Regions from separate parts of the Homo sapiens genome. Here regions 1 and 2 are each linked to region 3. A link is a contact called in ENCODE Hi-C or POLR2A ChIA-PET data. All regions are on one chromosome and are shown on one strand. Each heading gives the region's core, a stretch centred on a gene start or an enhancer-like site at or near the end of the contact. The rest is flanking DNA. Distances are from core to core; before and after follow the strand shown. Region 1 overlaps UMAD1 (UBAP1-MVB12-associated (UMA) domain containing 1). Region 2 overlaps UMAD1 (UBAP1-MVB12-associated (UMA) domain containing 1). Region 3 overlaps ICA1 (islet cell autoantigen 1).

The links. Hi-C counts contacts between places; a loop is a spot of excess contacts on that map. ChIA-PET counts read pairs that join two places held with the same protein, here RNA polymerase II (POLR2A). Pooled maps may share reads with other maps.
Region 1: a loop to region 3 is called in a pooled map, with 2.6 times the contacts of the local background. The contact joins two enhancer-like sites. A Hi-C loop is called at or near these places in 1 of 168 maps with a recorded cell type or tissue (endothelial cell of umbilical vein) and 7 of 50 pooled maps. POLR2A ChIA-PET finds 5 or more read pairs at or near these places in 1 of 52 experiments (CD8-positive, alpha-beta memory T cell).
Region 2: a map with no recorded cell type shows a loop between it and region 3 (2.9-fold over the local background). The contact joins two enhancer-like sites. A Hi-C loop is called at or near these places in 8 of 37 single-sample maps with no recorded cell type and 8 of 50 pooled maps. POLR2A ChIA-PET finds 5 or more read pairs at or near these places in 1 of 52 experiments (WTC11).

Annotation. Positions count from the first base shown.
Region 1 is chr7:7,855,834-7,858,533 of GRCh38, reverse strand. All of the region lies in intron 3 of UMAD1 (UBAP1-MVB12-associated (UMA) domain containing 1), which reads right to left. Among named protein-coding and RNA genes, the nearest start is that of GLCCI1-DT, 110 kb to the left of the region's middle. Within about 2 kb of position 1,338, at least 4 of the 41 ENCODE cell types and tissues checked have a DNase peak (open chromatin) inside an H3K27ac peak, as active enhancers do.
Region 2 is chr7:7,814,720-7,817,500 of GRCh38, reverse strand. All of the region lies in intron 3 of UMAD1 (UBAP1-MVB12-associated (UMA) domain containing 1), which reads right to left. Among named protein-coding and RNA genes, the nearest start is that of RPA3, 98 kb to the right of the region's middle. RefSeq lists enhancers at 208-297, 1,166-1,355. Within about 2 kb of position 1,265, at least 3 of the 41 ENCODE cell types and tissues checked have a DNase peak (open chromatin) inside an H3K27ac peak, as active enhancers do.
Region 3 is chr7:8,189,178-8,192,029 of GRCh38, reverse strand. The region is part of intron 6 of ICA1 (islet cell autoantigen 1); the gene reads left to right. Among named protein-coding and RNA genes, the nearest start is that of ICA1, 72 kb to the left of the region's middle. Within about 2 kb of position 1,474, at least 2 of the 41 ENCODE cell types and tissues checked have a DNase peak (open chromatin) inside an H3K27ac peak, as active enhancers do.

The sequences.
Region 1 (2,700 bases), core at 89-2,588, 330 kb after region 3:
CTTTAGCCTTCTAGAAATCATTGCTATGGTTTCAACTGCCAAAGTGACCTAAAAGTGAACAGCTATAATTTCCCAAAGTGTTTTTAAGTGTATAGAAACTATGCTTACAGCCCAACAGAGCTTTTGTTTTTCCCTCCTCTGCCCTCTTTGCAGGTGAGTTGATAATCAGAATTCTCTGAAGAAACTAAATAATTTATGGTTCACTCCTGAGGGTAAAAATAAGGTGGTTTAAAATACGAGCCCTGATACATACTAATAAATAAATTATATTAGCTGTTACTGATTTTCGTTTCATTAACTTTACATCAAATCGGTCTTAAGCTTCCGATAGTGTGCCTATTTCTACTACCACCGTTATCAGTTCACACTGAATGAGCACTTACTTGCCAGTCACTGTTTTAAGCTCTCTACCTGAGTCTAATTTAATTTTTCCTTTATGAGGTAGGTACTATTTTAATCTCCACTTAACAGATGGGGAATACTGAAGTACAGAGAAGTCACACCGTCTAACTCTGGAGTCATAAGCTTAACCACTATTTCATGCTGCTTCCCAAATCCAACAGAGTATAAGGACATTTCACTTCATGCCTTTTAAAATGCAAAGCTATTGTTTCTAGAGACCAAAGATTATCTTCTCTTTCAGAAAGGGTTATAGATTCTTTTCTAATGATCATACTTATGTTTTCTCCCAAAACAAACAAACAAAGCAGATGGAATCTGGAGGACACCATTTTTTTGGAGGGGGAAAAACATTGTTGGCTGTTGTATTATGTGTCATTTTTATATCCAGCTCGATATGCTAATTCTATGTGGATCTTAGACACCCTGAAATTACAGGCTGTTTGGACTATTTTAATCCCTAAAAGCACTGTTGTGATCCCTGAATAATACATTTTAAAAATAACTGTTTACCTTACCTAAATGTATTCCAGTGAAATTTAAGAACTCAAAGTCACAACAGAGTGTCCTGTGTTCATGAGGACGACTCTTCCTGAGACAAGTCCTCTGTGGTCAGTTGTCCAGTAACAGGGACTGACTGCATTCAACTGCCCACATTCTCTAGCCCATAGCACTTGGCAAGCAATGGCAAGAAAGTGCCAGATGGTTGGGACCTAGGCTGCAATCTGTTCTCAGGAAATGAAAATATACCTTGCCTTTAACAGGCTGAAACACATGATCTGGGCCCACTTAACATGATTCCTGAACCAATTATGCTAAGAGATTATATCAGAGGCTAGAAAAGAGAATGAGAACATTTCCGGGACTGAATATAGTTGTAAACTCCCGGGTGGACCCTTAACTGTGGAAGAAAAGGGGAAGTACATCATCAGCATTTATGCCCAAAATAGTGCAAAAAAGAGTGGTGCTTTCATGCTCAAAGAGTACAGTTGATTTTTTAAAAGACCCGTGTGTATATTTTACTTCCTATTTATTTAATTGCTTTGAACTAAAACCTAAACAAAAACCGAATAATGTGATATAGTCCAAAATACAATTTTATGGTGGTTGCTTGAAAAATTATTGAAAATACCTGGGATCATCAACTATAAAAAGTAAAGCAAATCACAAGTTGAAAAATTTTTTAAATTCTGAGTAGACGATCAGTGAGAAGGAAACATAAAAACTATTCTGACTTGCACAAAAATGTGCCCAACTGATGCTATTCCTTCAGTTTTCCTTTTATACCCAAAAGTTAATTTGTTTTTGAAAAGAGACCTGTATGGTCAATATATGTAAAGTATATGCTTTTCTGTAGCATGAGCTTTGTATTGTCCCCTAGTATGGCTTACTTGAGTTTAGGGAAGCTCAATTAATGTAATATATCACATCAATAGAATAAAAAATTAAAACCACATGACCATCTCATACGGTCAACTCAATAGGCTCAGAAAAAAACATATGAAAAATATCCAATACCCTTTCATAAAAAGAAAAAAAACACACCCAATGATACGGTTTGGCGGTGTCGCCATCCAAAATCTCATCTTGAATTGTAATCTCCACAATCCCCATATGTTGCGGGAGGGACCTGGTGGGAGGTAATTGAATCATTGGGGTGGTTTTCCCCATGCTGTTCTTGTGATAGTGAGTAAGTTCTCACAAGATCTGAGGGTTTTATAAGCATCTGGCATTTCCCCTGCTGGCACTCATTCTCTCTCTTGCTGCCTTGTGAGGAGGTGCCTTCTACCATGACTGTAAGTTTCCTGAGGCCCTCCCAGCCATGCAGATCTGTGAGTCAATTAAACCTCTTTTCTTTATTAATTACGCAGTCTCGGGTATTTCCTTATAACAATGTGAGAACAAACTAATACAATAAATTGGTATTGAAGTAGTGGGGCATAGCTTAAGATACCTGATAATGTGGAAGCAACTTTGGAATTGGGTAATGGGCAGAGGTTGGAACAGTTTGGAGGACTCAGAAGAAGACTAGAAGACGTAGTAAAGTCTGGAACTTCCTAGAGACTTGTTGAATGGCTTTGACCAAAATGCTGATGGTGATATGGACAATGAAGTCCAGGGTGAGTGGTCTCAGGTGGAGATAAGAAACTTGATGGGAACTGGAGTAAAGGTCATTCCTGCTATGCTTTAGCAAAGAGACTGGCAGCATTTTGTCCTTGCCCTAGAGATCTGTGGAACTTCGAACTTGAGAGACGATGTAGGGTATCTGGCGGAAGATATTTCTAAGCAGCAAAGCATTCA
Region 2 (2,781 bases), core at 16-2,515, 370 kb after region 3:
AGTAATGTTTCAAATATATTCCCATTACTCTAGCACCGAAAGGTAAGGAGGTTATCCAAAGTTAGAGCTTTTCATGGTTAAGAGTAATACTTAGATAACAAGTTCTTCTGTCTTTTGTCTAGTCTGACTGTTCCTGCACACATCAAACATTAAATATTTATTGAGTGGCTGATGCATGCCACGCACAGGGAACAATGATGAGTCAACCCGAATCCCCACTTCATGGCACTCCTGGTCAGATGTACAAGGTGTTAAGGGACCAGAGGGGAGACTAAATGGCATTGAAGATGAAAGATATTTGAGCAGGGGTTTGAAGGATGAACAGGAATTTGCTCAGTGAACACAAGACGTATGGGATAAAGTTCTTCAGAGAAGTGACAGAAATTGCACAAACTTCAAGAGAAAGGAATATACTCAAGAAATGGTAAGAAACTCTGTATGGTGACACAGAACAGACCTGAACGTTTACACAGAGGAGCAGGACCAGACCACGAAGGACCATATATGCACAGTAGACACAAATTACTGGATTTTATCCTACAGGCAGCTGAAGAGCCTCTGATGCCATCAAGTAAGGCAACTACATGGTCAGATTTGTGGGTGAATGGATTGAATGAAAGTAGGACTGGGCATTAAGGGCTATTACAAAAACTCTTTGTAATAATCCATGTGAAAGATAAGGCCAGAACCACTGTAGTTGCAGTGGGGAGGTAGAGGAAAGGACAGATAAGCAAGGTAGCCAGAGGAGGTAGAAATAAAGTGATTGGTGATCAATTGGGTTGAGAATGAAAGAGGAAGAAGTCAAAGATAATTCCCAGGCTTCTGACTTGAGAAGATACACCTCCATGCCAACTCATTCTATCAGCTTTCCTTTTGGACTTTGGCTCACTCAGATTGGTCACTGCTGCTTTGCCACATTCTCTTTGTCCCAAAGAATGTCCTTGAATGCTACCGACACTGGTGGCATATATCCCAAGGCAGTCATTCCCACCTCTGAGTGGCGGTGATAAGAGAGAAGCACCACTTCTTCCTCTCCCGGCCTCATCTCTACAGCCTTCAGCAACTAACAGCAGCAATCTTTTATAGAACACTCAGTTTAGTTCTGCACACAAATCATTGAAGTCAATATATAGTTATTGTGGACCTCACAGGAGAAGGCACTACGGAAAAGAGAAGCAAAGTGAAACAGCAGGTTTCTGCAGCGTTATTTATATAGTGGAGACAGGAAAACAACACGATGCAAAGCATAGGTTTTGTGGTTAGTCAGGCGCAAGTCTCAATTCCGGTTCCATTAATGTTACTGTTTTTTTTGTGACCTTGGGAAATGGGTATTGTTGAGCCTTGGTTTCCTCCTCTATAAGATATATAGATAATATTGCCTACCTCGTCTGTAAAAATTAATGAGTTAATACATGTAAAGGTCCTACCAGCATTGTGCTTAGCTTATCCAAGATTTTTTTTTAAATTAATGTCCTTCTTTATTTCTTGTCCCACTATGACTACTCAAAGACTTCGTGGCCCTAAATAGAATCCAGGCATCACTAATGAATGCTTCTCTCTATTTGTCCTCCCCCACCTCCACTGATATCTATTGTTGGACAAATGAACCTTCTAAAAGCAAAATAGGTTGATATCTATGTCAGAGACCTCTTGTAGCCTACCCAATATTCATCCTTCCTTTCATCTTTAATAGAATCCTGATTTTTCTGGGGGTAGTAGCAAAGTACCAAGCTAAAGTAGGCTCCTTACCAGGCTCCCGTGCCACTAGGGGTGGCCATATGTTATAATATGGCCAGTAAAACTGTTAGAGATTTTTTGAAAAGTTTCTGGACACAGTTTTATTCTCCCTTTGCTGTCTTCCTCCTTCCTGCTTCCTGGAAAATAGATATGATGGCTGGAGCTGCAATAGCTAACTTGCAACTATGAGGAACTATAGGACTTTGGTCTTAACATTCCTGAGCTCCTGAATCAATACTTTAACTACCTTCTATGAGACTTCTTGTCACATGAGAAAAATTAAGCCCCAAATTAAACCCCTGCCTTTTACTGTAACTCTCAATTGAGCATAATTCCTAAATGATTTAATCAATTCTACTCTACTCTGGCATGATTTTTAAGGCATTAACCATAATTTCCTTCCAATCTAAAAAGAAACTAATACTTACTGAGTATCTAGTATACATCAGATACTGTGTATATAGACATACAAATAAATATTACATATTGACTCACCAAATTCTTATAGTAACCCTGTACAATAAGTGGTAAAGCCAAGATCTGAGCTACAAGTCTGTCTGATACAGTTCACATTCTTACAGCTATCCATACTACAGCAAGGGTTATGAAAATCTGCCACTGTGAGGAACCATCACTCCCGAGACAATCTTTCTCTCTAAGTTAGAAAGGCACTTGTCCTACATCCTCTATACTGATATCAAAAATCCAACTGGTAAGCCATCTAAAAAGCATATCTAGGATTGAAAGTGTATACAGAAGGGAGACCATGAAGTGGCTGATGTGACAAGTAGTGAGACTTGCAAGATGCCTGCGGTACACCCTGCCCGAAAGCAGCTTGGCAAGGTTGATGACCTGGAAAGGAGGCTCCTTTCACCTGCATCTTCAAATCAATAAGGACCCTGAAGAAATCACATCGCACTGGAGGTAAGTGTGTAGCTGACTGCCATACTCCACCTGAGGCATGGGAGAGACAGGTTAAGGAAGGTACTCAATGTCACACACGTTCTCGCAGTCAAACCCCTATGTATGATTTTATCAGAGATT
Region 3 (2,852 bases), core at 225-2,724:
TCTTAAACAGTTTAGGAAAAAATCTATGTGTGTTTGTATTTAGAAAATGAAACAAATGTAGTAATGTTTGGGTGAATTAACATTTTGGGAATCTGGGTGAAGGGTATCCAGGCATACAAAGAATTCTTGCAACTTTTCTAGAAGTCTGGAATTATGTTTAGTGTCTTTGTGATTTGAATTTTAATACGTTTCTTTATAATGTTCAAATTAAGAAATTAAACATCCAGTATATGAAAGAAGGAATGGCACTGAAAAAAGTGACATTAGTAGAGGTTTATATTGTGTTATAATATTATACAATATTATAATAATATGTAATATTACTATAGGCAATATGTATTATATAACACATATATACAGATGCTTCTTGACTTACAATGGAGTTATGCCCCAGTAAACCCATCAAGTTGAAAATATCCTAATCGGAAATGCATTTAATACACCAAACCTACCAAACAGCATAGCTTACCACAGGCTACCTTAAATGTTTTCAGAATGCCTACATTAGCCTACAGTGGGGCAAAATCATCTAACACAAAACCTATACTATACTACAGTGCTTAATATTTCACAGTAATTTATTGAACACTGTACTGACAATGAAAAACAGAGTGGTTGTTTGCGTACTTGAAGTACAGTTTCTGCTGAATACATGTTGCTTTTGCATCTTGGCAAAGTCAAAAACTCTAAGTCAAACAATCATAAATCAAACCATGGCAAATCCAGGACTGTCTGTACAATATTACAATACTGTATTTATGTTGTAGCTATTGTGATATAATTAGAATTATGTGCCAGCATGATTCTTTGCAAATTCAGTGAGACCTGGTCAATGTCTTTCAGATAAATTACCTAAGACTAGATGATAGCAGGGACATTATACATCAAAATAGTGATTTCAGTTACTCTCGTATAAAGTGGAGGGCAGGAACGATGGACAGCTATCATCTTAAAAGCTTATTGGAGTCAGACGATGGTTCCTCACATCTGCTGACCTGTAACTATGGAATAAACAACTCTGATGACCATTTGTTCATTATCATACTGGAGTCATGTTCCTGAGGAATTCCAGGGCAGTAAAAATTTAGAAGCTAAATGTTTAACTTTCCAGAATGTTTAATTTTTCTGCACTAAGTCAAAGCAAGGCTCATGGAAGCAAACTTCCTTGTTCCCTAAACACTCAGCCCAGAAAAATTGAGAGATCACACATGTAACCGTGAACTTTGCACTGTTAGATTTATAAACTTCACAAACCAAAAATAGTTTCTGTTGTTGATCCAAAAACCTCCATTCTAATGACAAACTTATGGTGGCTAAAAACCTTTTAAATGTTAGATTGAGTTCCTGCTTTGTCCCTCTGCATGTGATTGAGCCAGGTTAAGTTGATTTGAACCTGAGAAAAGAAACACATTGCCTCTGTAGGGTTTTCTAAGCCATCTGAATTGGTACTAAACCATTTCTGTGAGGTGTTAGAATCCTGCAGGGGGCACCAGAACATTCCAATGCAGTTGAACACATTTCATTAAGTCCAGAAGAGCTAACTGTATTACCTTATTATAATTGATTTCTCTACTGTAACGTTTTCAGTTCCATTAATATTATTTTTTTGTACATTTACTTTTACAACATTTGTGAGTTTATGGAATGTTTCTGCCTCTCTGAGGAGGCAGAGGAAGGAAAGAGATCATCTCTTGGATGAGTCCTTAGAAACTACAGCCATGTCTCCTCTGGGTAAATATGAAAGGTTTCAGCCCACTCGGAGAGTAAGGACTTTCCAAATGTTCCTAATCTGACTGCGGAAAAAAAAAAAACTGGAAGAAACTGAGAATTCAATTTACTTTCTTAGCCTTAAGGCTGTGTATAAGCTACCCTGTTATTATCATTATTAATAATAAACACAGTGAATGTCAGACAGGCACTTCATGGTAGATTTTTATATGAATTTTGTGCAAAAGTAAAGGGTTGCCAGGCTACTGCATAATATTACTCAGTTCTGGTCCAGGAGTACAAAATTCCACCAGGCCTCCTGAGCCCGTCCCTCCAATTAGTGGCTTACTTCATTACGAATAAAGAACCCTCATTACTGTGGGCCTTCAAGTGAAATAGGATCCCCTACCTCTTGAAATCCGCCTTTCTAAGTACAGACAGTTCCCAACTTACAAACAATCCACTTAAGAACCACCAAGGCATTCAGAGGCTGCTGTAGGCTCCTGCAGCTGCTGCCTGGGCCCCCTGCCCAGCCCCCCTGCCCAGCCCCCTCCCCACACTCCTGGTCTGCTCAAGGGAGCGCTGCCTACCCCCCTTGCAGAGCCAGCTGCCCACCTGCCCCTCGGACTGCAGGCTCGGAGCTGGGGGTTCAGTGAGGCCTCAGAGCTACCGCTGGTTTTATAGTTGAGCTCAGCTATGGGGTAAATAGGCTTTTGTGGCCTGGCCTGGGAACCGAACCACCATTTAAAAAAAAGAAGAAGAAAAAACCTGCCTCCATGGGAAAATGTATTCTGCATTCCCAATAGCCAGCCAACAAATGTTAGAATGACTGTGGGGGCTGTCTTCTGTCTTCATGCCCCTAGCAGAGCGAGGAGGCGAAAGAATCCGCCTGTGTGTTCTGGGTTCTGGGTCCAGCTCTAGCACTAAACCCAACATAGGACCTTAGTAAGCCCTTTAACCTCTGTGTATCACATCATCTGTAAGACAATAGGATTGTACTAAATGAGTTATAAGCCTCCTTCTAGTATAATGACCCCAATTGATCAAAGCTCTACCCTCATTTTATTCATTCAGAGGCATTTTACTCAGGGCACATGCTTTGTGCAGGCTCTGGGCTTGGTGGGAATACAGTCAAATAATACAGA